Linked DNA regions of Homo sapiens: all the other regions are linked to region 1. A link is a loop called in an ENCODE intact Hi-C map of the cell type or tissue named here. Cell type or tissue: heart right ventricle. All regions are shown on one strand. Each heading gives the region's core, and the rest is flanking DNA. Links, peaks and the distances in the headings are about the cores only. Region 1 overlaps PMFBP1 (polyamine modulated factor 1 binding protein 1). Region 2 has its middle 340 kb from the start of PSMD7-DT. Region 3 overlaps LINC01572 (long intergenic non-protein coding RNA 1572). Region 4 overlaps LINC01572 (long intergenic non-protein coding RNA 1572). Region 5 has its middle 260 kb from the start of PSMD7-DT.

Region 1 (5,000 bases), core at 1-5,000:
GCCACCTCCAAAATCTCAGTTTTAGGCCTTCATACCTTCACCTCCATTCTCAAACTGGTAACACTCCTCGCATACCTCCCTCTTAGTGGACCCAGCTTTGACCATGAGGGGAAGCAAGACCACAGGCCCCCAGATGAGCAGGTGGAACAGAAGGGCTCCTCCAACCTGGCCTGCTCACCTGATGATTTCATGAAGAGATGTTCCTTGTTTGTTCCTTCACTTGGGATCTGTTAGAGCATCTCAGCCCCTGCCCTAAATAATCCAGTCTGCCTTTCAGTGCCTGTTCCCTGCTTAGCACCCTTGACCTCTGAGAACCATGAGAGCAGGAAGGAGCAAAAAGACTACTAAACTCCCTTTGGATTTTTGGTGAGAGAACTAAGGCCCTGAGAGGTCAAGTGATATACCCAAGGTCACATAGATGCAGATTCGAGACCTGGGGGTCTTTCCAAAGCACCAGGCCTTTCCTGGGCTGATCCCCCTATCAAGGGCTAAAGCCAGCCCTGGCTCCCTGCTGACCCTTCTTGTCAGCTCCCAGGAAGCAGCCAGGGTGGTTTAAGATGACTTACTCCTTTTCGCCACTCAGCTTGGCAATGTATTTCACCTGCTCTCGGAGCTGGTTTCCTAGTTTCTCATTGGCGACCCTGTAATAAAATCACAGGAGAAAACAGCAGCCAGTCGCCAGCCTCCCGCGAGCAAGGGTGCAGCTGGCTGAATGGGATGCTGGGTTCTCAGCAAGACTGCTGCTGCATCCCACGTCCCCCACGCATCACCCCGTCCGCAGAGCTAAGGCCTTCCTAGCACCTGGGGATTCAGAGGACTCTCTGAACTCAACTCCTATGCAAAATCCTGTGAGCCCCAGGTGAGTTCAAGGGAATGAGTTCAAGGGGGCCAGGCAGTGAAGCTGGATCCTGGGATGGGAGGAGGATATCTGAGCCAATGTCCCCCTTCCTTCTTGCTGCCGAGCAAAGCACCCCTTCCTTCCTGCCATCGCTGTTTCCAGCTCAGCAGAGGGCTTTCCAGGCCTGCCTGAAGGGTTGAGCCCTCCTCTCCATCTTATTTCCATCCCTTGGGTGTGGGCTGAGACTGGATCTGTTTTCCAGGAGTGCAGGGGTGTGTGTGACTAATCTTTGGCACGCATGTGGCTCCTCGGCTCAGTCCAGGCCTCGGACCCTGCCTCCCTTTTTCCTCCCATACTCACTTCTGCTGTTTTGCCCATTGCTCCAAGTTGGTCATAATCTGATCATTCCCTCGGTAGAGCCTACAGGTGTCTTTGGGCACAGACCACTGGGGCAGGCAGCAGGGCTTGGGTACAAGAAGAAAACGAGACAGTCAGAGGTGGGAGCACAGGCCTGTCAGCCCTCCTTCCGAGTCAGGCCTCTTCTATCTCCCTGGGAAAAGAAAACTTGACTCTGCTGTCCAACCCGAGGCCAGAGTTGTGGAGTTGCCACCAGACCTCCCCCTCTGGCTTGTGCGGGTGGCATCTCACACAAAGGTGACATCTCTGAGAAGGCACCATTTATGGCAGAGACACGTAGATTTGTACACTTATAATCACGGTTTTCAGTGTGAAGGCATTAAAGTGACTCCTAAAAAAGAAGTATGCTAAGCCAATTTTCCAACAGATGGAAGAAAAACATCTGGAGGAAGAGGAAGAGATGCCTTCTTTTTCTCTCTTCTTTTTTTTGACACTCTTGCTCTGTCATTCAGGCTGGAGTGCAGTGGCATGATCACGGCTCATGGCAGCTTAACCTCCCCCCCGGCTCAAGCTATCCTCCCACTTAGCCTGCCGAGTAGCTGGGACCACAAGCATAGGCCACCATGCTCAGCTAACATTTAAACTTATTGTAGAGATGAGGTCTTGCTATGTTGCCCAGGCTGGTCTCAAACTCCTGGACTCAAGCAGTCCTCCTGCCTTGGCCTCCCAAAGTGTAGGGACTGCAGGCATGAGCCACTGTGCCCGGCCTAAGATGCCTTCTTTGTAATTCGAGCAAAGGCCCAGTGGCCACCTGAGCTGTCCTGCGGCCTCCTGCCATGAACTTCACTGCTCAGGGAGGTGGGCCTGGGACAAGCCCAGAAGGTCACTTAGTCCATTCTACTGTAGGGTCCAGGGCTGCCAAAAGTGTCAGGATGTACTCTGGAAGGGGACCCAGTGGACTAGGTCAGGGGTAGCTGGTGTACCTGACAGTCTCTTCTCTAGAATGGGGCCTTCGCTCTGCTCAGTATCTATCAACAAAGCCACAAGAACACAGGTGGGTTGAACCAGCAGCTGTGGCTCTTGCTTTGTGCTAAATGGAGGGGGTGACCTTTCCTTTGCTCCCAGGCTCTCCCACCCCCACCAAGGGCTGTCTGGCATTTGGGTGGTCATAGGATGTGCCTGGAGGCACTGAGAGGAGGCACGCAGAAGCCAAGGCATGCCCACCTCCTTATCGTCCTCAAGGAGGTTCTCTTTTAAGGCGGCCATCTCCTCCTGGAACTCCCTGAGCTGCTCCTCTTTGGCTGCCAGCATCTTGAGGTCATTCTGGTGTTGCTTCTGCCACTGCAGCACCTGGCAGCTCATCTCCTCTAGCTTCTTGTCAAAGGCGTGCACCTACTCAGGAGAGCAAAGTGAGGAGGGGGACTCCAGCTGGCCTCCCTGACCGCAGGACCCACAAGGCCAGAGGGTGCTTCCTGGGCCTTGGGATACGTGTTGGGGGTATTTTCTTCTCAGTGGCCAGCAGAGGGCACCCATGCTCCGATCTTTGCTGCCTCTGTCTGAAGTTCAGGGAGCCAAGAAAGTGGAGGGAACCTAGCAGCCCAAGGGAATGACTTAGTGCTAAATAATTCTGGATGCAAGAGGTGACCTTGTGGACCCCTACCAGGAAGGCAGCCCAAGCCCCTGGCAGCTCCTCACCTCCAGCTCACTCTCCTGGTGGAAGCCCCGCAGTTTTCTTAATTCCGTATTGAGCTTTTTCATCCTTTCCTCATAAGCAATGATTTCCTCTTCCAGCTGAGCTTTCTTCTCTTGGGTCTGTGTCAAGCTTTGCTGCAGGCTCTTTGTCTCTGAGGTCACGTGATTGAGCTTCCGGAAAAGACAAAGAGGACGAATGGCTGTCAGAGACTTTGACCCTCTCTGCTGAGTCCTGAATGGAGGAGGGTTCCAGTCCCTTCCTGTCCTCTGCCCAGGGTGACACGGACGGTCACCTTGCCTAGTCTCCCAGAGAGGGGTGGGAAATGACAGTGGTTGGTTTTCTGCACCCTGCTTTCTCCTTCCTACCCACTCCCTCCATTTCTTCTCTTTCCAATCCCATGAATTGATGGGCCAGCCATGATCAGCACAGGATGGGGCATGAATTTCCCTGACAATCCAGACTTTGGGAAAACCTTGCCCCCGAGTCACCCATGGGCAGAAAGGCTTGCTAGATTTGGTTTTGATCTTTGTCCTCTTCCTCCGCCCTCCACCCAACTCCAAGCCTCACAAAGAGGAAGCAGGCCTTCTCTGCACAGACATCCCAGCCCACACAAGGGTTTGAGATGGCCCCATTGACAGTCAATAGGCAGGAAATTGGCTCCTGTGCTTCTCCCGCTACCTTGACGTTTCCTTGCCTGAAAACAGCCCTGGAGACTAGAGGGTGTGGCCTCACCTTCTCGAGGGCTTGTGTCAGGTCATCCTGGCAGGCGGCTGACTTCCGGGATAATGCATCATAGGCTTCTTTGGTGATGGTAGTCTGGAGATAGTGCTTCTCCTTCTGCAGAGCTTTGTCCAGCTGGGCCTGCAGGCTCATTAAGGACTCCTTCTGAAGGGCTATCTTTAAGGAGGGAGAGCAGAACTGTCAGGGTGCCAGGTCAGGGTCATAGAGGCATTCTCTGTGCCTATAGGAAATGAACAAGAGCCAAGCTCTCTCCTGTCTGCAGCAACCTGCAGAGTCCGTGTTAACACTCACATCTTCACTTCACCACTGTAAAAGGTAGAGCTGTCTTTCCAGGCTCTTTTGCACCCCTCAGCCACATCTCTCTTTCTAGTTAGCATTTCCCTCAAACAGCAGGAGTACCAGCGGTGCTGGGGCATGATATGCCAAGTACACAAAAAAGTCCCTTTCACATACTCTGCAGCCTTTGATAAAGACCTGGAATCCGATTTGAGGTTAGTGGACATGATAACAACATGTCCTTTGTGTTTTATGCCTCACTTAGTTCCTGATGTAATTCACTAGACTTGATGTGCCAGAAAGCAGGACTGTGCCTGTGTTTTGTTTCCTGCTGTTTCCCCATTGCTGTAACTCAGGGCATGGCACATGACAGAGTTTCAGGAAATGCTCAAAAATGGTCTTTGTTCTGTCACGTGAAATATTGCATTTTTGGAGTTAGGGATCAATTGATCAACATGTTAGGGAACATGTAGTTCTGGTAGAAGTGTGTTTAAAAACTGAAGTCTGTTTTCAACATCGTAATGAGTATTCATGGTATAGTTAAAAGGAAGTTGGGATCTGGAGTCAGAAAAATCTGGGTTGAGGTCCAGGTTCTATCATTTACTTATTTCTCTAGCCTCAGTTTCTGCTTCCACAAATTGAAATCATTTTAACTGTTTCGTGGAGTTTTTATGATGATCAAATGAGGTGATATGTGTAAAAAGGGCTTTGTTTTACTATACGACTATGAGTTACTGTCACAGACACACACAGAAACTAGCCTTCTTATATACTTTAAGTACAGGACAGAGATCTGCTTCTGAGTCTGGAAGCCAGAGGGAGACCTCAGAAATTCATATGCCTGACTTGTATTCTTTGGTATTCTAGCACACCTGCATCTGAAAGTGGCCATGCACACAGAAACACATTCTTTTGGGTTTTCTTGTTTTATCTCCAGTAACTGATCAGTGCTTCAAGTTTATTACTTTTTCAGATACAATTTTGAGTACCTCTGGCCCTGGGAATTAGTGAGATGAAAAGTGGTAAATTGGACTTCTGACACCATATTTTACATGCCCTGGTGGTGAAACTATTCCTAAAGATGAAATAATTTGG
Region 2 (6,086 bases), core at 410-5,409, 1.8 Mb after region 1:
TATATACACATGATTTTGCTTTTTAAATTAAGAGACTTTGGTCCTTAATGGAGATATTTTTCACTGGGCCTTTCCATTCCTTCTTAGCCATAGTAATATTTAAATACACTGGTACATAAAAATCTGCAATAAATTCTACAACACGACCCCAAACCGTCCAGTGTCTGAATTTTTTAAAAGGAGCTAAAGCCACAGCGTATGAAACATGAAATGGAAACATCCCAATCCCTGCATGCGTGATCCTGGGGTTGTCCACCCGTTAGTAAAGAGGCACTGAATTCTGCAGCTGCTTATCAAATCAGGTTTATGTTTCTGGAATGAGTTCCTGCTGCTGAGTCTGAATTTGTAGACAGTCATGAAAAAAATATCCTCTAAGACTGATCTAGCTCAAAAACAAAACCTCTGGAAAAACACGTAAGTTTTACCACACCCATGTACACCTAGGCAGCTAAAGAGTATGTTAACACGATGACCATCTGTATGCATGCAGACACAGGCTAATATATTTAATACATTTACTTGTATTCAGACCACATGCATATTAAATGTCATGCCTAAGTGTCAGTGATAAGATCCACATATGGGGTATATGTGTGTATCCTATCAGTAACATATATTCAATAATTTGTATGTTTACATTAGCTAAAGTACATTATCACTTTTCTTTTTTTGCTTTTTGCTAAAATAAGTCTGGAAACCAAAAGGGAGAAAATACTTGAGTATAGAAATAGTTCCTTTAATCAACTCCCCAGTTGGATATGTGGGGTAGGAATTCATTAGCATAGGCTTTTTTCCCTACTCATTTGTTAAACCAGAATGCTGGAAAGAACTAGAAAAGACTGCATTTCTCTTACTTTTCTTAACCATGTAAAACAACCCCCTAGAAGAGGTCTAGAATGAGCTTTGTTTCTTTTTTCAAATGGGTCTAATGTCCTTTCTCCACCACCTTCACACACAGACACAAAACCCACCGTGTGGGTTCACGGTCCACATCTGGCTCCCACGCAGAGTTGTACATTTGCAAGCACATCTTAAATATTGTGAAGCCAATTTGGACTTACTAAAAAATCTATGATACGAGTGAGAAATCATGCTAAATACGAGCCCTGGTAACTTTATTTTTAATGATGACTTTCAAAAAAAAAAAACAACAACAACAAGGTAAGGGAGAGAGATCAGCAGGGTGAATGTAAAAATTGTTAATCTTAAATTTCTACAAACCCAAGTGTCACAATAAGCATGTATGGTGCATCAAGCATAACAAAAAGAAACGAGATGGTTGGGTTCGGGGGGTTAGGTCGGGGGGGGGTCCCAGGCACTTGCTTCCTTGAACCCTCTGAATACATTTCACAATTCATCAGTTTTTGTCTTTCCTGCCACAAATGAGGACAATCAGACCAGACACCCATTAGATTCTTCATGCAATTTTTTTTTCTTGTTCATGACATGTTGGCAGGGAGGATGGCAATTCTGAAATCTTACCAAATGAGAAAAATGTCAGAAGCTGAACTGACAGCTAGTGGTTACTATGGTGATTGGTGATATTGAAAAAATATAATAAAATAAGACTCAGTTAATTCAAAAGGAATCAAGTTGGGTATTTTTAAGCCAGTTGATACAGATGAAAACTTAATCCTGATATTGGGACATTATCTTTTTGAGCTAACAGCCAAAGACACCATTTAGCTTAAATAATAACTAAATACACAGCTCATAATCTTGTGATTAAAAATAATAGAAAGAAACAGTATTGATAAATGGAAGTCAAATATTATTACCAAATGACTATCAGGGAAATATAGATTATATTCAGTGGAAAGAGGATTTTGTTCGGAGGAAAAAAATTAAAGTTTTAGCAAAATATTTTTAAAAAGAGAACATGGAAGCCTCACAGATAAAAAGGATTCTTCAGGGACAACTCAGATTCTATTAAAACACACACAAAGACATACACAAACATGGTGATTTCATCTTCAAAGTTCAACTCCCCCCAAAAAAGAAAATCCATTTTGATTCTAATGGTTAACATATCCAATCTCTTTATTTAAAAAAGATATTTAACAGAGAAAGCTTCATCATGAGATTTTTAGAAATATATATACATATATATATCTTCTCCATACCATCATTTCTCTTTTTGGTTGAAACCCAGTGTAATATTCTGACTACTTAAAGTGAGGGACCCTCATTTAATACTAAGCAAAATAATAGTAATAATAATAAAATACATATTGGCACCTTTTTCTAACATCAAGCAATGACAACTCTTGCTGGTTCAATCGATTGGTGCTATTATTTTTAGGTTTAATGGTTTTAAATGAAGGAAACAGAATATCATGAAAATCATATTTATAATTCACCAAAAATTATGCAATTGTTCATCCCACAGGTAATATACATGAAACCGAGAGGTGATTACTTTTTATAAAGAGAGTTTGAAAACAGTTAATAAAGAAGATGCAAAGTTTGTTAGGGGTTCAGCCAAGAAGAACCTATTGTATCTGAAAAATCTTTGACACAGAGTAAAACTTTTTTAAGCCTTCTCTTCACAACGACACTAAAATGGTATAAGCATAATGGATTAATAGGAAAAGTAGACTTAGGAAGACCAGAATCAGCTCTCATTTTGAAACAGTTGCATATTTTATCCATATGCCATACTCCCAGATCTAGTCTATATTTTTTTCATTTGATATAGGGATATTAAATTATCTACTGTTTCTTTTTTTTTCTTTTTCTTAAGTCAAATCTTTTGAGAGTTACAGGTAACTAGCGAAAACAAGATTGTTATTTATAACCTCAAGCTAGTATTTAATGCAAGAGGGAGGGGGGACATTATCAAGGAAGCTGCTCAGAAGAAAAAAAAATTAAGTCTTATTGGTTCAAGGAAGCTCTTCTCCACTGGACAGACTACAATGCCATCTACTGGAAAAGTGAAGTTCAACGTCACTTGAAACAGCAGAGCTAGTTTAAAAGGCTGATAGATGTAACTGGAAAGACATCCAGTCCTACATCCTTCACTGTTCAAAAAAGATAAGATATATATATATATATATATATATAGTTGTGGAAACATCAGTTCCTATTATAGATCATTATGTTCTTCCTCTGAGATCTCCTCCCAGCATTTTGCTTCTTAATTTCCAGCGAAAGCCTCTCTTTTTTAGCTTCTTCCAACTTCTCTTGAGGACCAAGTTAACAACACCCAGAAAAATAATCACCAGCAGCGAGCGACCTTGGGGTCCTTTTCTGCAATCTCTAGCTTGTGATTTTTCGCAAGCAGTTTGTGTTAGCATTTGCTCTGCAAAAGGTTTTTTTTTTCTTTTTTAATACCTAAAATCACAATAGGAAAGACTACCATCGTGGTCAGGAGCAGGTGGAGAAAAAAAAAAAAAAAAGCAGACACAGATCAAGCCCCCGGCTTCATAAGCACAAAGTCTCTTTTTATATGTTCTTATGCGGTATGGGATGGAGAATCTAAGGTCCCTTTTAAGAATAAGAATTCACCGAGGTTTTGTAAGCCATTCCCACATTTCCACCGGCATGTCCTTTGCTCATTTGCACGCTTCCCTTTCATTCTGGTTGGTTCGCCCTGTGATTTTTAAAATGAGAAATGGGAAGGAGGTAGGGTCACCATTTTCCACTCTCTAGATGAAGCAATTCCAGTTAAGGCAGGCAATAGTTAAGAAGCAAGAAGGGACTATCACTGTAATTAAATAAGAATTTGTTTTCACTAGTACTAGCAAAAAGAGAGTAAGTTCCTGCCTAAAAGCTGCTGCCAATATTTTCCATGTATAGGTATAAGTGTAAGTAAACAGCGGGGATTCTCAGCCTCCACAGTGTTGACATTTGGGGCCAGATAATTACTGTAGGATGGTGAGCAGTGTCCCTGGCTTCTACCCACTACTTGCCACTGGCGCACCCACACACACACACACAGTTAAAGCAATCAACAAGGTCTCCAGACATTGTTAGATGTCCCCTGGGGAAGGAGGGGGGCAAAATTACACCCTACTGATAACAACTGTTATAGGATCCTAATTTCAATTTTATATACATTAGTTCTCACCAGTCTCTATCTGGCTTTGATTCATGGTGGTGTGTGAAACAACATTTTTAAAGGAACTAAGAACATGGTGGAATCGGCGTGAATGGGAGAGTAACAATCTCCATTCTACACGTTCCATTACTTCAGGGCTGATGAGCATTCCTGACCTTTCCAAAGGCCTCCCTTGAAAGTTCTCCGGAGGAAACAAAAGGAAGAGGTTGGCTCATGGAAGGTCGCTGTCAGATTTGCCCCAAAAAGCAAGGGAAAAATTTTGCCATCAAAATGAAATCTTCCGGCAGGCAGAGAGGTTTAGATGGGGGATGGGAGAGAGGGCTGCGGAGCTATTTTATTCAAAGTGTTTAAATTAAGGGGCTTCACTATTCAAAGGCAAATAATAAACTGAAAAATAGGTCATCTTTAAATGAGAACTCTTTTTTTCCCTATAACAGGAAATCTGAACAGGAAAGTACAACATTTTAATTTCAGGATTTGACGTAATTTGCAACTTCAATGTGGAGCTTTTAAAAATTATCACTCTGTAAGAAAAGATGAGATTGGGATAAAAGTAAGAAAAGAAGTTAGAGTCTGGGGAGACACAGGCCTTATATTCAAGAGGGCTAGTGAAGTTAAAATTGTAGTGAAGTTCAGGCTTAGAGCAGTGTAGCTCTGTATTAACCTGAAATGCTTCTATCTAAGAGTAAAATCTCTCAAGTCTCATCCCAGAAGGTGTGTGCAGTCTCCATTTAAATGTCTCCAACAGAACACAAAATAATTTTGCAGTAACTGATCTACTGTATTAGATGTGCCTGGTCTATTTATTTCTGTTGCTTTTTAACATCTACCAAGAATATCAAAGTTTGCTTGGTGAAAAGTTTTCAGTCGGATAGTAATCTTTCCAAAATACCTTGAAAAATGTAAACGACATGTCTCTGCACCCCTTATTTACCAACCCTTTGATGATATAGGCGAGAAGAGTATGAACACATTTTTAACACTTGACATTTTCTAATATTCTGAAATCTTACTTTTCCATGTCACAGGCAAAGGGTATGTGGCATTGGGAAGGAACTGAATACAAAGTACTACATCCGCTCTTCAAATATGCAGTCCCTGGTAGCACCTTCTATAAGACTGGTGGCTTTTGTGGAGTGTTTCTTTCTTTAAATGAGCTGGACCACACATACTCACTCATTCAGAATAAGTCTATAGATGAACTGTCTCTGTATTTTTAAAGAAACTCAGCTTGTGCGGTCCGCTGATATCTCAGAGAAACAAGGAACCATTTTCACATAATGGATGGGGCTGCAGTGCGGAGCAGACAAGCCCCACTGGAAAGAATTCGGTCTGTCACGACATGCAGGAGAATTCTCTTATGTTTCTGCATCAGGTTTACCTAAACTAAGTTGATTTCCAGGGCAGAATTCATGGATTATGTCGTATTGGACCCAGGAAGGTTTGAAGGTTTGCTGGTAATGATCACACTCACACACACACACACACACACTCTCTCTCTCTCTCTCTCTCTCTCTGCCCCCCCCCCCCACTCTGCCCATGGTTACTGCTACTCTAAGCAGGCCCTTGGAGTCCAAAGAGAAAGTGTCTATAGCTTCACTGTTCCATTTTTATCTGTTTAGGAAATATTGATGTTATTAACCACACTTTTAACTGTCAGCATCTTGATATATTCTGGATATTTGCTAGGGTTCCCACTACTTAGTTGGTGCTATATGTGTGTGTGTGTGTATACATACACATATACATTTTAGATGGAGATGGGATATATATGTGTGTGTGCGTATGTATATATAAAGTTAAAAAAGAAGCTGGCTATTATCTGTTAAGATTGTCCAAGAGTGTGTATCTAAAGGATTTTCTTTCTGTTCTCTGCAGATATTACCTGAGCAGTGTCCCCTAAAATTGCTAGCACCTGGTGACCTGCCCCGCAGCTCCCCTCCAGTTTCCCTGCCTTTGCTTCATATAGAGGGATTTCTGTGCAGAAAACGCTCGTGGAGTCTGCCGTCTCTTAGTCTCTTAACTT
Region 3 (6,086 bases), core at 666-5,665, 340 kb after region 1:
AGAACAGAATAAGAACAAGGAATGCAAATTAAAAGAATCACAGGCATATAATTGAAACCTGAGTATAAATGAGATCTCCCAAGGGAGAGAGTATTCTATAATTGTTTTAAAAAATGTAAGAACACATTATTTTAAGGCCTTTTGGAAAAAAGAACATATTTACTGTATCAAATTCTCACAAGCCTTCCAATGTCAAATAATAATCAGCATTTTAATGTATTATCTTAATTGAACATCACAATCATTTTATGGGATAGGTACTATCATTATTCTCATGGTGCATATAAAGAGGCTAAAGCTTTGGGAAGTAATTTACCTTATTCAGAAGCCAGAGTTCAAACCTAGGGCTGAGCTCTTAACTATTGTACTGGGCTGCTTTCTTAGTACTTCTTATATTAAACCAGAAACAGTAACAACTTTAACAGTCAAAGTCTTGTAAAGACTTGTGTGCAGAGTGCAACACTGCATATTTAAAGTAATTATGTAGGAAGAGAGTATGGCAGCTTTAATTTGATAGAACTATGGGAGAACAAAGATTTTAGGAACATAAAATAAGTCTGGTTTACACAAATGACAGAAATCTCCTGCTCAGTTACCTTAAATTGCTTCATATCATAAAACCATAAAAAATATCATCATCAGCAATATGGCATCCAACAGTAACTCTGTTTAGGAACTGGTTTCAGTTTTGACTCACAGAAAGTAGTATTTCCCAGAAAGTTATCATGTCAAAAGACTTAGTTTTTCTTGGGCTATATGAAAATCTAACTCAGTTTACGTATTACCCAATAAGGATCATAGCCATAGAGGGAGTTGAAAGTTTACTAAGTGATAAGAATTTGAAAATCAAGAGGATCTAGGAAAGGCTTGTAAGTAGATAGCTTTGGGTATTATTATCAAATCAAGAAACCTTATTTTATGCTTATACTTTAAAAAAAATGCTTGTGCCTTTATGTTTGTAAGTATTGATATATTGGGGTCCCCAGAAAGTATAAGAATAAAGTCAAATTAGGCAAATACATAAGCTTTAACTGAGTTTAAATTTCAAAATGAAAGTTACTGTCTTAGTCTGCTTAGATTTGCTATAAAGAAATACCTAAGGCTGGGTAATTTACAAGGAAAAGAGGTTTATTTGGCACACAGTTCTGCAGGCTGTACAAGAGGCTTGGCACCAGCATCTACTTCTGGTAAGGGCTTCAGGCTGCTTCCCCTCATGTCAGAAGTTAAAGAGGAGCTGGCATGCACAGAGATCACATGACGAGAGAGGAAGCAGAGAAAGCAAGCGGAGTTGGGGTTTGCACCAGGCTATTTTTAACAACCAGCTCTCATGAGAACTAATAGAATGAGAACTCACTTACCCCCTCACCCCCAGGGAGAGGATTATTCTATTCATGAAGGATATGCCCCCATGACCCAAACACCTCCCTTTAAGCCTCGTCTCCAACATTAGAAATCAAATTTCAACATGAGATTTGAAGGGGTCAAACAAACCAAACTATACAGTAATGAAGAGAGCAAGTGTTTGCATTACTAGCATAAGGAGTGCTTTGGAACTGAGTGGAATGTGGACACAATGTCTCTTAAGAGCAGGGATGCTGGTTCTCTGCGTAGGTATAAAATTTTACTCTGGCATGAACACACAAAAAGGCGATCTTTCTTCCTTTATACATGTGTAACTCTTAATGATGACCAGAACAAATACTAGCATTGTCACTTTACTAAATTGCAGTGTAGGTATTTACAGTCTACACTTGCATGCAATTTCAGCTTCTGAATATAACATTAGTGATTCTAATTTTATTTTATTTGCAGCTGAAATGACTTGTGTGCAATATACATGATTGGTGACCTTACTAGAATGTCCTAAAACATGCTGTGCCAGAGATAAGTTTAGTTGCCACAAGGCAACTGAAGTTGAATTTTTAGGTCATAATATGCCTGAAAAAAAGGGTTGTATCATCTTTAGTGTTAAAGATATTTAAGGCATTTTATTATTATGAGCCATATACCCATCTGAACAACAAAGATGCCTTGAGTGTTCAAGTCAATCCATAGTTTGGAAGGCCTTGGATAAGGTTCTTTAAGCTTTTCTGTGCCCAGCCCCTGCAGACTGATTAAGCCATATGCAGATTATCTTTCTCCATAAGCATTTATTTCATGAACTTAAGGAAAAAGCCAAAGTGAAAATTAAGGTTTATATCAGGGCCAAGACTGGGATGAGGTAAGAGAAACGCCTATGGTGTAAAATTTAAGGAGGCTCTCAATCCCAGGGTCATGTAAGTGCTAGGTTGACACCAGAAAGTGGGTACCTCCTTAAATTTTGCTATATAAGCACCTTCCTAGCCTCACCCTAGTCCTGGCCTTGGATTTTATTGTCAAAGGTCTTTCAGAGTCAAGGCTGTGCTATTTCAGATGCACATCTTTTTGTTGTTGTTGCTCAAAAGCTAACAAAAATCAAGTACATAATTTTTAAACTTTATATCAAAAAAGTACTGTAAAAAAATGAAATACGTAGAGGAGCAATATTAATAGAGATCTCAGCTAAATCTGAATAACAACTAATAGCATACCTGTTGGTACTATTTGCTGTGTGCAATTATATATATATTTATATATAAACACACAGACACACACATACACGCACACATATAAAATCTCCTTCAGTCCTCAACTCTGAGTTAAAGTATAATTATCATTATTATTCCCATTTATACAGGTAGGGAAATTAAGGCTTATAGATGTCAAATAAAAAATTGCTCACTGTCGCATAGCGAGTAGGAACTCAAGCTGATCTAACTCAAAACCCTAATCTCTAACTGCTATGCTTTGCTGCCTTCTAAATATTATCATTCAATATTGGTGATCTGTTGATTGTATCTCTACTATAGGCAGGCATGTACATGCTAATTGCTTATGTAAATTTAGCATTTTTCTTGTCAGAAAAACTGGTTAATAAGCCTTAGAGTACTCTCATTTTTGCAGCCTTATAGCATGGTGGACTAAGAAAGGGAAAATGAATGTAAGAAAAAGAAAAGAAAGAAGGAAAAAACAAAAGATTGCAAGAGAAAATGCATGATTTAGAGATCATATCCCTTTTGTGAACCAGGATAAAATAATAAGCATGAGGATGAGATTAGTATATGCAAAGAAGCTTCTTTAAAGCAAACCCAAAAGAAAAAGGAGGTCTCATTTATAGTGGAGCAAAAGAAAGAAAAAAAGGTTTATTAGAGGACAAAAAATGTTACTTTGGTTTTAATTTCAGCTTTTTCAAATTAAAAAAAATTAAAATAGACTTCTTTTTTCAGAAACAAAGTATCAGAACTTGTTACTTTTTCTATCTGCTGTAGAAAATACTGATATAAACCAAAACATAGGGTGAACAACGTTACAGTACTTAATTTTAAAAACAAGTTAAAGTAATAAGTGTTATTCAATTCATATAGCAAGAAGAAACACTTATGTAGAAGTAACTAAGATTATTAATGTCTAAGAAATACATGTTTCACGAACAATTTTAAGAATATGTTTTAAGAGACATAGTATTATTGGCCATGATTGTGATGTTCCAGTTTTTTTGGGAAGAGTAGATACTATAAAAGGTTAAATGCCATTTTTTCACCCCGTACCTGCCCGAACCTCTGAGCTCCTCAAACCCTTACCTCCATCACTAAGCCAAGCTCTGATACCAGTAAGAAAGTCCCTATCTTGCAACCTGCTAAAGAGTGCCCTCTTGTGTTGCATGCACATGAAATAACCTTTTTTTTTTCTTTTTTCATGAAGTGTTCTGCTTACACTGAACCTTAGGTTTTCTTTGGCATTGCAGCCAAGAAAGATAAAAGATAAATGATGCTTTAGAACAATTTTCTGGCTTTTAATGCCAGCTAAGTAAAACTATACCCCTATATTAAAGAGTTATAGGTTTTCTTTAAAAAACTTTTATAAAATAAGGTATATCCACTTCAAAAAATAATGTGCCTTTTGTTCAAAGGCTAGTTTTTAAAGAAAACAGTTTGCATAAAATGTTAGTACACTGCTAACGTTAGAATGTACTAAGAATTTTAGTACTTAGAAAAACAGGAATTTGTTCTATCAGAAAAAAATAGCAGTGACAATAATTTGCTTCTCTCAACCTCTGGAAACTTACCTAATTTCTCAGAAGTGTATTTGTGCTGAAATTTTTATTTCTGGTGACAGTCAAGATTTTGTTCATGCTTAATAAAATCCAAAAGGGAGAACATAAGAAAAATAAATTACTTGACCATAAAGTGAGTATATCTTTAAATTCCAGGGGAAAAAATGAGATATTTCAAAAGATAGCGTTACATAACATCAATATATTCCTCTAAACAGTTTTGACACAAGCACAAAGAAATTTAAAGGAATGAAGGAAATCAGTGTTTTCATTGTCTAATACACACCAAGAAATTCGAACTGTGAGACTGGTAACTCCATAAATTACCACTCTATCCTGGACATACTTTTTTCTCTTTTAAAAGAACTTATTTACATAATGAATTACAGACATAGCATGAGAAAGATTATGAAAAGCTAAATATTAAAAAAGGACTAAAAAGCATGTTAATGAATGCAAGTGTGTGATATGTCCATATATGTATATATGTTTATGTATTTCTATCACTTTGTTTAATAATTAAAGTGAATATCAGTCAAACACTTGGCTCAGAAACATGGGCAAAAATAAGATCCCTGAAATTGTCTTCCGGTAAATAAGGAGTAAAAACACTGAAGAAAGGATTAGAATTGACGAACCCACTAGATTTGCTTAACATTTTCTTCTTTTAGTTTGTTTTTAAGGTGGGGGAATGTTATTCTGCATTGTGCACATTAAATAAGGTTAACTGTGTGCAACACAGGAAAGATTAAACAAATCTGTTAAAAAATACCAACCCAAAATATAAGAGGTACAAAGAAAAAGTAGCACATATCTTAATGTTTCCAGAGTGGGGCAATGTTTAGAAATAAAATATTCTTGAAACATGTCTCTTCAGGTACTTGTATTATCTAAATCCCTTGAATGGTGTCTAAATAGAACTTAGCAAATCCAAGACAAAAACAGAGAAATGGGTATAACAAGGCCACATACTTAGAGTAAAAAAAAAAAAACAACTCTAGGTTCTATATCTACCCCTGACTCATCATTGACCTTGAAAAAGTCAGTGTTCTCCACTGCTCCTCTATCAAGCAGGAGCAATAACTCTTGCCAGAAACCACATAGGAGTGTTGATAATGGGAGGATTGGTGTGATAATGCACAGAGCTTATAGAAATTTTACTGTGCTGTGTACACTTTTGGGAAAGATCATGTGTTTTTTTGCTACCCCACAAAAGCTTAAAGAAGATAATGGATGTATAAAACATTATGTTAAATTCTGCTTAACATCTTCATTTTCATTTATCTTGATAGTTTCTTCAATCTACTGTTTTTTATAACCTCTTATGTGTTAATATTTTTATGTCTGGGAATTTCTAATTCCCTTTCTATCTCATTCTTTCTCTTTATTTGCTTTCTTTTCAGTTTTCTATTTCTAAAAAAACAAGAATTTATTCTTGTCTTGAATTTCTCCCTTCCCTCATTCTATATATATGCACAAATACTATTTTTTCTTCTACTACTTATCTCTGTTGTTCAAGTATAATAAAAGCAATCATAACAATGATACTAACACTTAATATATTTGAAAGTGCTTTGTAAACAAACGCTAATCTTATTTCAGGTATTTATTCAAGTTACTCTTAATCAGAAAAATTGTTGATAGTTTATATATCTTATTTATGACGCCCTCAAAAGGTAAAATTTTAATAGTAGTAACATTTTCAATAGTAGTAAAATTTTCATCGTGTCACTATGGAAGAAGAAATAACTACTGGATGTAATAAACCAACAATAAACTTTATTATAGTTTTCAATAGATTTCTTAGTAAATAAAAATAGAAAAAACTATTTTCTAAATTTCTTTATCTCAATTTATAGAATAAGATATATTTTATATAACCACAGGGGAGAAAAATAGAAATGTTTCACATTTCTATTTTGAACTCTATTGCTTTTCAGTGGATAACAGTGGA
Region 4 (6,086 bases), core at 476-5,475, 350 kb after region 1:
CATTTAAAATTAAACTGCTCTGTGGAAAGGGGGGATAGAGAAGAAGAAGGTAGAGAGAGGCCAGACAGTACTGTATTTTTCCTTTTGACTCCCCCCTTTATGAAAACCCATAAATAATATCAGGTATCACAGCTATAAGCAGCAGGATTTTTTAAATATTAAAATTTCTAGAAATCAGGATGGAATAGTCTGTATGTGCTGGTCTGTGAATGAAGATGACAATTCAACAGGACAAAATATATATCCATAAATGAAGTTTTAAGCAAAATAAATTTGGTTTAAAAATGCTCAGTAATGTTGCAATGAGGGTGAATGATAAGACCGATGGAAAATATGTGAATGTTACAATATGCAAATACTCCAAGGAGCTATAAAGAGAGTTCAGCCAGTAAGGTATTCTAGCTTTAAAAAACAATATTTTTCTTATTCCAAAGCTCAGTGACAAACAGATGAAAAGTAAAAATTCTCTTATTGTCTTCTCATTACATAATAGCTTACTTTACTCTCTATACTTTCTTGGTTTAAAAATTAATTGTAAAATTTCATAGAGTCCTATAGCCACAGGACTCACTTCTTGGCAGCTATGGCAAATCCCAAATAAGTTCTTAAATCTCCCATAGATGCCACCGAAACAGCGGAATCAACCCATGGAAACATAAATCACTTCAAGTTTAAGTATATATCCTTTTAGATAATTTTTTTTGTCCTTTGGGTATAAAAATTAAAATTAAATTTCAGTTCTATAGCATAATACGAAAAGGCTATATTTTCTCAAGGCTGCACAGTTGAGACTCACTATGGCTAACTTATAACTACAGCACTGGCAGGATCCAAAGACATCAGAAGAAAACTAATCAGTACATATGTAGAGATGCTTGAAAAGGCTAAAGGTTTAGTGAAATGTCAAATGATCCTCTGATTTCTTCCTTTTGGGAACTTCCTCAGCAATATAGTCTTACCTATATCATTTCCCTTAAGAAACAGAAATGATCTTTCAAATCAGAGAGTTTAAAGGAGTTGAAAAGCTCAGCCATTTTATAACAATATTTCATTTAATCTTCATTCTTTTGTTTTGGAATTTTGTTATTGACCTAATTATTTTTAAACGTTTCAATGATCCTTTAAAAAAAATCTGCCATTAGTTGCTGTGCCTTTTCTGTCTTTTTTTTTTTTTTCAGGTAGAAAAGTACTGTTGTACATATACCTATTCTTTCCTTTCCTACTCCATATAACTAATAGCCTCCCATTTTAATGAAGTCTTTATTCAAGTAACATACATATTGAAAAGTGCACAAATAAAAAATGTATGCTATGAATTCTCACTAGCTGCACACACTTGTGTAACCAGCATTGAGACCAAGCAGCAGAATGTTTTATTAGTTACCCAGAAGCTCCCCTTTGCTCCTTTTTAGTCACTACCAACTCCCTCAAGGGTAGTCTCTGTCTTGCTTCTAGCATCTCAGATAATTCTGCCTACTTCTGAACTTTGTATAAATAGAATGCTCTAGTATGTACTCTTTTGTGTCTAGCTTCTTTCACTTAAAATTATATGACATGAATTCACAGTGATGTATGTAGTTATAGTTTGTCCATTCTCATTGCTGTAGAGCAGGGACTGACAAACTAAGATCAGATCTGGCCCACTGCCTGTTTTTGTATGGCCTGTGAGCCAAAGATTTTTATATTTTAAAAAAATATATAAAAATCAAAAGAAAGATATTTCATTACATGTGAAAATTATATGAAACTCTGGGTACATAATAGGTGCTCAGTAAATATCGGCTTTATATAGGTAATCTAAAGAGTTAATTTTAAATATATTCAAGAAGCAGCTTTACTTTGTTTTCATATCAAAAGTCCTTTTCAATTTGCCCTATCAACATCTCCCTTCTCTTCAACCCTGAAGACTGTGGTTTGTAAAACTATTTAGCTCACATTCACTCTTCTGTTCCTTGTCTACTGTGTTATGTTCTGTACCTTACTCCTGAAACAAAACAAGTCTTCTGCTCTTTAAATTTATTTCTAAAAGCTTACTTCTATTAGAAAGTCTGTATCTAAGCTAACTTCATTAGATTTAAGTAGATAAAAGCTGGAACTGAAGAAATGAAGAAAGGGGATATGTTAAAACTGATGCATTGTCAGGATTTTCCCAGTTTTCTCTTTTTGGCTAATTTAGAATTCACAGAGTAACAGCTTATATCTGTTCAATTAAAGGGTCAGTTAAAGAGCTGGCACCTCAAAAATGTTTATCAGTCTGTGTTACGTAATTAAATATGGAATCTATTCAGACAAACGTTAAAAATCAGTCCAGGGGAAAGGAAGAATTTTAATAAATTTTGAAATACAAATCCTAAACAGTTCTTTTTGAGGATGTGATACTTTATGTCATCACAAGAGACTGGAGAGATTAGAATGAACTGGTTTAAAGTCTTAAAATCTAAGCCTGGAGGCTTTCTTTAATCTGCATGCAAGACTGTTTAACACTGTTGCAACTGCAATTAAGTACTAGACTGTTTTTGTTTATTTCTTTACAAAACTGCTTTGTTAGTTTGTAAAATATTCAGACACAGTCAAGGTTATGGGTTCTCTCAGGATGTCTATGTAAAAGGAGATACAATGGGATAGGGAAGCTTTAATTATGGCTGGGTCCTTGCTCTCTGAGTGCCAGCTTTAGACAATCACTCTTTCTGTGGACTCTACGTAGTGGCTTTTTTTTCTTTTAGCTGTTTAAGAATCTGAAGCATCCTGTGGTTTATTGACTATTGTAACCACATACTCTGCCACTAATGTTCATCACTCCTGTTTCTCCTGACTGCTGCCTCTTGAGGAGAATGAAAGGTGGAAAATGTGACACAGTAGTCTCAAATTGTATGACTCAGTTTAAATACCGAACAAGAAAAAAAGTGTCTTAAACCACCACTAGAAACATTTTCCTTTCAAATGGAACTGATCTTTAAAACCCAGTTCAATCCAGCAAACAGGCAAATAATTGCTAATGTAGACACTTTCAGAAAGTATTGTGGTATACCAGAGGATCAGTTTTCTATAGGATGATGAAAACACTTCTAGTTCTTTGTGATACTTGCTGATCTTATTCAAATTTAATTTTATCCAGCTTCAGTCAATTCTTACCCAGACTAAATAATGCCACTTAGATTTTAATCTTTTCTTACTCTTTAAGTTTGCCTTTTAATGAACTATTTTTAGAAATGTTCTTCCTTCAATGCAATATTCTCTTCACACATCTTTTACAAGCAATTTTTTTCCCTTAAATCAAAAATCTACCATGAGTTCTATCCCCTACCCCTAAAACTACTTATGGAATTTATTTCTATTACAATTTTATTCTTTCCATTACTTCATCGGTTTCATATACTTGGTGGATTTTAACATTTTAAAGGTATACACACTCACACCCACACCCATGCATTCTTCACAATACCACCCTGAAGTAGAAGAGACAGTATGGCATTTTCATTAATTAAAAGTGGAAACAATGAAGTCCGACTGCCTGGGTTTGAATTCAAGCTATGAGGCCTTAGGCTATTTACTTAACCTCTTTGTTTTACTTTCCTCATTAGTAAAATAAGAGATAATTATAGTCCTAGTTCATAGTGTTGTGGTAAGAAATGAATACTTGAAAAACATAGTGTAGTGAATATTAGCATAAAAAATTAACTATTACTATTATTATTTTATAAATTTCCCCAGATTATAAAGGTAGAATGGCGAGTAGGTATCTTCTCTTCTCTATAGCCAAAGGGATCTTTTTAAAACAGAAGTCAGGTCAGGTCCATCCTCGATCAAAATGCTTCAATGGCTTTCTGCCTCATTCAAAATCAAAGCCAATACTAGGCCCTACTTGATCCAAACTCCCTCATCCCCAACCTTCTGCTCATTTCCTGCTATTCATCTTCTCTCTCACTCTATTCCAGCCTTCATTCACCTCCGTGTTGTTCCTGGAATGTGTCAAATATGCTGTCACTTTCAGGCCCTTATAAGTACTGCTCCCTCTAGCTGAAACATTCTTTTCCCAGAGTCAAAAACTTTTCCTGACCACTCATTATAAAAGAGCAATCACCCTAACCCCTGGCACCCTATACCCCCTTTACCTGATTTATTCGCCTCTATAGTACTTATTACCACCCAACATAAATAACATAAATTTACCTTTTGGTGATAACAGAATATATAGGGCTTAACTAAATATAACGATTGCTAATTGAAAATTTCTCCTATTACTTTATTGTGCTGGCTTAGAAAACAGTGACGTACATTAGCAAAGCCTTTCAATTTTTAAGATTAATCAGGCAGAATCTTCATAGTCAGATGAATCTATGTAATACATTACATTAAATGGGTTAGATCCTTTCTCACAGAAATTAACAAATAATTTTGAAGTGTGTTTAAGGCTTATATATTATCATATTAGTAGCTCCTTCAAAAGACAACAAACACTTGACACACATACCTGTTCTAGTAGTGAACTTCAACAAAGAGAGTTTTCTCTGTGAGGAAGGCTAGAGATAAAAGGGAAAAGAAAACCGGCTTCTACAGGAGGATCCTGAAAATGTTACCTCCCACTTTTTGAAAAAACCCTCTTTGAGGATTTTTATAGGCATAGAGACTTGGTTTAAGTCTGTCGTGTGTGTGCCCTTTGACTTAGAAAAGGGATCAATTGAAATAAAGATATGTGTCCTGATTCTCATCGACAGATGAAAGAGCAAAACATTAGGCTAGTATCACATCTAGGGAAGAGAGAAGAGAGAAATATTAGAACACAGGTAAAGAGAAATAAACAACAAGAGAAGAAATAGTTGTCCTGTGAGGCTTAGCCTGTGGGCTTCTATATACCTAGTACCTGAAATATAGAGGTATAAATCAAACACTTATTAGCTAGCCCCACAGGAACAAACTGATTAAGTTTACTTACACTGCCTATTCTTTCCTTCGTTGTGATCTTTGAGAAATTTTACTACCCCTCTTTCTTTTGGGATTTTTATTGTTAAAAGAAGCTGTATGTATGGTTTCTGGGTCCATTAGCAAAATATTTTTGTTTTTATTTTTATTTTTTTAATTATCACATATTTCAAGCATACAAAGAAGTAAAAAGAATAATGCCACTAACACCTATATAGCCATCTAGCTTTGTCAAATTTAACATTTCTATGTTTGCTTAATTTTTTAAAAAAGAACATTACAGTTGCAGTTTAAGCATTATGGAAATCCTTAGTTTAAGCATTATGGAAATGAGGGACCTCATTTCCCCAGCTTCCTCCCTCTCAGGATGTAAACTGTACCCTGAATTTAACGTTCATTATTCCCATGAATGCTTTCCACATTTTAGAAGTTTATATTAATGCTAGCATACTGCAAACACTCTGCAATAATATTTTCATGCTCAACATTATGTTTTAGAGTTTTATTCCTAATGATACATGTAGTTCTAGTTCATTTATCTTAATTGTTATATGTATTCCACTGAATGAAAATTCCCAAATAGATTCATCCCTTCTCTGATGGACGGACAATTAGGCTTTCCGGATTTTTCATGATTATTAACAAAGCAGCAATGAACATTAATCTTAACTTTTAGTGTGGATATACAAGAGAGTTTCATGAAGACATATAAAAGTATGTTCAACTTTTCTCGATATTATCAAACTGTTCTTCCCAGTAACTGTACCTGTATATACTATCACCTGTAGTTTTTGAGTTTTTTCCCCACATTTGTGCTTACAAATATTTTCAATTCTAATTTATTTTTTGTTAATCTGATGAGTACGAAATAGTATCTATAATAGGCATTTATCATTCTTTTAGGCTGCACAGTACTTGAATCTCATTGCAATGATTAGAACTAATTTGTGGGGAACCATCATCTTTATAATTTATAAACATAGTTTCTCTGACCATATATTCAGATTTTTCAATTTTCAGTAAGGTTTATCATGTATTCTTTAAAAATTTTGTACCTTATATAGATATATTCCTTTATATTTAATGTCTTTTATTGTTATAAATGGCATTTTTCAAATTATATATATTTTTTGGTTTTGGTGGTAGTACACAGCATACAATAAACT
Region 5 (6,086 bases), core at 491-5,490, 1.8 Mb after region 1:
CAATACACCTCTTGAACTTATTCCTCCTAACTGAAATTTTATGTTCTTTGACCATCTCTCCAACCTGCAAGTAGGCACCATTCTATGCTCCAATGAGTTCAATTTTTTTAGATTCCACATATAAGTGGGGTACTGAGGTATTTGTCTTCCAGGTTCATCCATGTTGTCACAAATCACAGGATTTCTTTCTTTTTTAAACCTGAATACTATTTCATTGTGTGTGTATGTATGTGTGTGTGTATATATATATACACACATACATATAGAAAGTATATATACATACAGAAAGTATGGTGTGTACATATATATCCATACCTTCTGGATTAATTTACCCACTGAGGGACACTTAGTTTGATTCCATGTCTTGGCTACTGTGAAAAATCCTGCAATGAACAAGGAAGTGCACACATCTCTCTTCAACATACTGATTTCATTTTCTTTGGATATACACCCAGTAGTGGGATTGCTGGATCATATAGTAGCTCTGTTTTGAATGTTTTGAGAAACTTCCGTCCTGCTTTCCGTAGTGACTGTGGTCATTTAGATTCCCATCAGCAGCTCCAGCACAATGTTTCCTTTTTGCCCCCACAACAGGCAGAAATCAAGATATAAAGAGAAACATGGATAGAAGAGATGCTTTCCCCTTTCCTCCCTCATTAACCCATGGCTGCCTCCATAAATGGAAAGAAGACTGGATGTGAGCATTCTATGATGTTTCAGACACTCACTGAAAATTACATAGTTAAAATAAAGACCAGAGTTGATGCTACCATTTCTGCCTGAAGCTTATCCTGAAAGTAGCTCTGGGGAAAGAGTTCTCTCTCTAGGATCCAAAAGTCATGGAGGTAGGTTTGACGTCCTACTATGTCCCACTACTTGTTGCCTCTAGGTTGGGAATTGTCATGTGGTTTAGGTGCCTTAAGATTCTTCCAGTGTGAGATGTGGGAAGCTGCTCCTTGTGACTTGCTCTGCCTTTTTCCTGGTGCCAAATACCATTCTCAACCTCCAACCTCCCACTCCAGGCAGCACATCCTGTCTTTGGACAGCCCGCCATGCTAGTGTCTGCCATCCAGTAGTCACAGGCCATCTTCCCGCAGGTTCCCAACAACCTGAGAGGCTTATTAAGGAGACAGCAACAGAGACTCAAAGAGGTTAGTAATGTTGCTTTCAGTCACAAAATCAATTAAGGGGAGAGTCAGGATGCCTATGCTTTCAAGTTCGACTGGCTCCAAAGCTTGTCTTCTAAGCCCACAATGCTATTTCCTTAAAAGGACAGAAGGTTCTCCCTTCATCAGGAGCTCATTCATTCATTTTCTTCCCCCTGAGAGCCTCCATGTCCCAGCCTGGAGTTGGGCATGCTGCATAATCTCACCCTGGTCTCCTGGAGATAACGTTTCCTCCTTGCTCTCTTAGAGTAGGCAGGAGAATATGATATTTACAAGAAAGTGCTTTGATGGGGGTGTGGGGATAGCTTGGATTTGAATCTCAGGTCATCTACCTATTTGCTGTAGGACCCTGCACTATACTTCCTTATACCTGTTTCCACACTCTTCAAGTTGGCATAATAATATTCTATTTCATGATAACATACAAAAATAAGTTTTGATTCTAAACCTAGAATATAAAACAGTGCCTGGCACAAAGAATAATATATATACACCTACTAAATAAAAACTACACTCCTTCTCCCCCAAGATTGTCGTGATAGAAATGCATCATTCAGGGAGCAAGAAAAAAAGACCCCACCACAGTTCAAGATGCCACTCAAAGCATAACACTCAGGCCATGGCCTATTTGGTTTCTACATCAGGTCTGCCCCACCCACCTTTAGCTTTCAGTGGACTAAAGACAAAAAGGGTCTAATGCATTCCTGGCGGTTTTTCAAAGCATGGCAGAAGTGAGTCGGGTTTATAAGATTAATTCTTTTCACTCTAGGCAGTGGGTCATATCAGAACCTTCACTCAACCAACTCAGTGGATAATCTCCTTTTATTACTTTCAATCAAACTAAGTGTCTGCAATCTGTACAATGGCCACCAATTTAGTGGGAAACAATAATTTGTAGAGCATGATTATAAAAAGATGAGATAGAACACAAGGTCCAGATAAGCATCCTGTAAGTTTGTTCCTATCTCATTGCATAGAAAGCTTTTATGACCCAAACTACATTAGGGACATACAGCTGTTCTGCTATGCTAAAAATCAAAGAAAGAAATAGACATTGTTCACAGATCAGTTTCTTATTTAAATAAGAGAAACAGCCTATTGGTTAAATTCATATCCTTTGTCATACTCACATGGAGCGATCCATCGCTCGTACAAGTTAAACATGAAAAGATTTCATTGTATAAAAACCAGAAGCTTCTTTTAAAAGATAATAAAATTCTAGTTACACAACTGGACAACATCACAAAGCCGTCTGGATTGTGGAAACCACTCTCTTCCCGTGATGGATAATAAGGCATGGGGTTTTGCTTGCTTTGATTAATTTCAGAATATTGCAGAGAACCCGCATAATCCCTAAGATAGCAAAGGAGAGAAGGAGAAGCGATGGGCAATGATAAAAGCGTAGTAATGGAGCAGGAGCTGTGTTTCCTCTGCTGTAGGAACGCTCCCCTCTGCACCGCCGCACCCACCCTCCCCGCAAAAAAAGAAACCAATTTCATTTTGGCAAGTACTAACCACAATAAGAGTCGACACACAAAAATGTCCTCTGGCTCTGGGGCTTAAATTATATGCACCGAGGCCGAGCAATGCAAAACAAAAACTATGAGATGTCTCCATGACTGTGATCAGATATATAACATAGCTGGAAAACGTACATTTCCCTTTTTTCAAAGCACAGCAGCCATTATTTATACAAGTACTGAATATGGAAAAGGCTCTGACAAATTTACAGTGGTGTTTGGATGGATGAGGATGGTGGATGATGGATGAGGGAGACGGAGGATTCCCTTATTAAAGCATCAAATTCTTCCCTAAATATCAAATAGACATCTTAGCCACAACTGCACTGCTTCTTGCTCAAAATTACATAAACCAACCCTGTTAAATGTTTTTCTTTAATAGGAAAAGGCAGGATTTTCTCCTAATAAATATTGTTAATTTGGACTCTGGCATTACGTACCTTTCCTTTTTTGCATAATGTGGACTTCAAAGTGTATGCCTGTCAAACAAGAATAAATGTGACAATTCACAAATATAAATGAATGCCAGCAAAAAACTGAGGCACAATCTCAAGCATGCTATTTTGTTCTAAAATTTTAGTAAATAATTTAAGTAGATATAATCTTCCAAGTGTATTTTTGGTGTCTTTTTGACAGGACAGAAGCTCTGAAGGGGCGGAAACTCACCATTCACTATACGATTTTTTTATCCTGTGCCCAGATTTTAAAATATACAGAACGTTAGAAGCACTGCAGTGCCCACTAGTGGACACATCAGAATCACAGCTGCCTCCTGTCCTCTTTCAATGAAAACCAGTCCAAAGGCATTCACCATAGTGGAGTAAAAAACAGGAAGAAAGAGTATGAAATAAAAAGCATCTGCTTTAAAACCCGTTTGCGTGACCATTCACTTCTTATTTTATCTTTACAATGATAACAGAGGCATGCACAAAGAGAAAAACTTTCTTCTGCGAGGCTCAACTTTTCTATCATTTGATCCTATTGTAAAGTCAATGGTACACAGAGCTGTATTTGGCGGCACTGAAGATACTCTTTAAATGAATAAAATGCTCTGTGTTTAATGACTCTTGACCTGGAAGGAGTTAGGATATAACATATAAAAGTTCGTCTCAATACAAAGAAGTGCGTCTTTACAAATTCTAACCAATCCTACTCCAATCAAGTTACCCCTTGTTACTTGGGGTAACCCTTGCTCTGCAGCGAATTGTTAGCACAGTCTCTTTTAATAGTGACAGATCCTGTCTACTCATACCCTGTAATGACATCACTAGAAAAAAATCTTTGAGCATTAGCACAATGTACATGTAATCCAACAGCAATCTGATTATAATTTACCAGAGAACAATGTTTACACATTGCAAGTGTTACTGATTCCTTTTTTAAAAAATGAAAAACAAGCCTCATTTTGTATTTTAATGTTTCTGTTTAAAAACAATGGTGATTAAGTCCCATGAAAAATATATTTGACAGATAAATCAAAAGTTATTACTTTAACTTGATTTCTAACTAATTCGTTGATTTTTAAGCAGTTTTATGAAGTCTGATTGAGAAGAAATAGGAGACATTTATAAAACACCATCCATAAAACTGTAAAACAACAAAACATTCCTAATTCAATTTGACCCAAGACATCTTATTTAAAAGCATGAGTCTGTTAAAAGAACTAACACAAGCCATGGAAACTAAGGCTATAATTGTTTTTAAGATTCTAGAAGTACATAGAACTTAGGCTAGATATTTTATTCTAACACATGTGAACTGGAGATATTATAGCTTATCGGCAAATCATCTGGGCTTTACTGCTTACTTTATCTTATAGAGCACTTTAATGGGCCTAATCTGCATTTTGGAGAAATGAGGAAACAGTGTAAAGACCAATGACCCTCCCCAGAATTTATTCCGCAGGTCCAGTCCCCTGCTTTGTTATACCTTCTCTAAAAGGTCCCTGCCCTGGCAGCTTTCAAATCCATTAGAAGCCTACAATAAGGTACCATCCTACTGTAATAAACAGTGTCATGGGGTGGTGGGGAGAGGAGGGAAAATTAGAAAGTGGTCAAAGATAGTCTTGGGAAAGCTATCCTAAGAAAGAACATTTGAGGAAAATCAGCTGGGCGTGGCAGCATGCGCCTGTAGTCCCAGCTACTCAGGAGGCTGAGGCAGGAGAATCACTTGAACCTGGGAGGCGAAGGTTGCAGTAAGCTGAGATAGTACCATTGCACTCCAGCCTGGGCAACGGAGCAAGACTCCGTCTCAAAAAAAAAAAAAAAGAAAAGAAAAGAAAAAGAAAAAGAAAACCAAAAAACTAGCATGTTCACTTTTCCTTCAGCCCTGTAAGAGTAGGGAGGACAGTGATCTTATGATTCTGGAAAATTCAATAGGGGGCACGTAGGCGGTGTGTAGCTTCCTCCCCTTTGCCTTGCTTTTGCATTTTGTTCTTGGTTCAAAGCAATTAACTCATCAGACATTTTCATGGGCTGTTTCTGGTAAGGAATAAGTGTATGGAAATAACAAAATACATATGAGGGGAAAAGGGCACAGGGAAAAGTCAGTATATCTCCTAACAGCATTCCCCAAGTTCCCAAAATATCATTCCCAACTACAATTGGAGTTATTTGAAGAAACAAAAACAGACAGTAAATAAACTATGATAAATACCAAGAAATTAGTCTTCCTACCTTCAGGAAAAAGTCCAACAGGGCTTCTATGAAATGAATCAAATTTTGCCTTGGCACCAGGCTACAATATCAGCACCAAAAATAGGACACTTTTGCTTTAAAAAAACTGCCTCTCCTTTTTCAATGGCTTAAATTACCTGAATGTGTTTGCAATTGGTGGCAGCTGTTTGGCTAACGTATGGTATGGATTTTTTGATATATTTAAGGGATTCTTTTTTAACTAATCAGAGAATTCTCACCAACACCACTCTATGTGCTTTAGCTAACCTCTGTTTTCAAACACTCCATTAAGAATATACCTTCTTGGGATGTCTTCTTGTACTCTAATTCTTCCTGTACTATATATAATTTTTACAAGCATTGTTCCTCAAATTGTCTTTTATGGAATACTAACTGCAGATTTCAACAGGTATTCCTCAGAAAATGAGGGAGCTCAACGGACAGGTGAGTTTGGAAATCATTTGCTTAAACAGTTTGTTTACAGGTAAGAGCCTTGAATACACTAATAGATGCTGTCAACCTCCAGTAGGTTAGACAGAGTATGTCCTTGGACGTTCATTTCTAAATAAAGCACAGATTGGAAAATATCAACTTCAATCCATATAGTTCAATACCATAGTAACAGTAACAATAATAATGGTGATAATAGAGCAGCAAATAAGCCCCTAAGAGTCCAGTACTAGCACTGTTCTCAGCACTTTACCGACTTTACCCCTTTAAATCCT

The links. Peaks named below come from ENCODE experiments on the same cell type or tissue, not always from the same donor. Only the 100,000 strongest peaks of a DNase experiment are listed, where the experiment ranks them.
Region 2: a loop joins it to region 1, with 3 times the contacts of the local background. A loop is called at or near these places in 27 of 110 quality-filtered maps.
Region 3: a loop joins it to region 1, with 8 times the contacts of the local background. A loop is called at or near these places in 57 of 110 quality-filtered maps.
Region 4: a loop joins it to region 1, with 5 times the contacts of the local background. A loop is called at or near these places in 57 of 110 quality-filtered maps.
Region 5: it touches region 1 in a loop (8-fold over the local background); 14 of 110 quality-filtered maps call a loop at or near these places.

The regions. Positions count from the first base shown.
Region 1 is chr16:72,122,348-72,127,347 of GRCh38, forward strand. It overlaps PMFBP1 (polyamine modulated factor 1 binding protein 1), which reads right to left. Exons shown (of 21, transcript NM_031293.3): 15 at 3,621-3,785; 16 at 2,891-3,058; 17 at 2,420-2,587; 18 at 1,199-1,302; 19 at 567-641. Among named protein-coding and RNA genes, the nearest start is that of DHX38, 31 kb to the left of the region's middle. RefSeq lists enhancers at 2,485-2,594, 2,605-2,664, 3,209-3,710. In heart right ventricle, for the core only: CTCF peaks have their summits at 2,704 (motif pointing right) and 2,904; a DNase peak (open chromatin) is centred at 2,724; H3K27ac peaks cover 581 bases.
Region 2 is chr16:73,875,903-73,881,988 of GRCh38, forward strand. It overlaps a transcript of ZFHX3 not described here. Among named protein-coding and RNA genes, the nearest start is that of PSMD7-DT, 340 kb to the right of the region's middle. RefSeq lists a silencer at 2,748-3,042. In heart right ventricle, for the core only: CTCF peaks have their summits at 2,935 (motif pointing left) and 3,139; no DNase peak of the experiment used is centred there.
Region 3 is chr16:72,463,626-72,469,711 of GRCh38, forward strand. The region is part of intron 6 of LINC01572 (long intergenic non-protein coding RNA 1572); the gene reads right to left. All of the region lies in intron 1 of LOC124903718 (a long non-coding RNA gene), which reads left to right. Among named protein-coding and RNA genes, the nearest start is that of LINC01572, 200 kb to the right of the region's middle. In heart right ventricle, for the core only: a CTCF peak has its summit at 3,720 (motif pointing left); no DNase peak of the experiment used is centred there.
Region 4 is chr16:72,471,905-72,477,990 of GRCh38, forward strand. All of the region lies in intron 6 of LINC01572 (long intergenic non-protein coding RNA 1572), which reads right to left. All of the region lies in intron 1 of LOC124903718 (a long non-coding RNA gene), which reads left to right. Among named protein-coding and RNA genes, the nearest start is that of LINC01572, 190 kb to the right of the region's middle. In heart right ventricle, for the core only: no CTCF peak of the experiment used is centred there; no DNase peak of the experiment used is centred there.
Region 5 is chr16:73,953,360-73,959,445 of GRCh38, forward strand. No RefSeq gene overlaps it. Among named protein-coding and RNA genes, the nearest start is that of PSMD7-DT, 260 kb to the right of the region's middle. In heart right ventricle, for the core only: a CTCF peak has its summit at 3,437 (motif pointing left); a DNase peak (open chromatin) is centred at 3,432.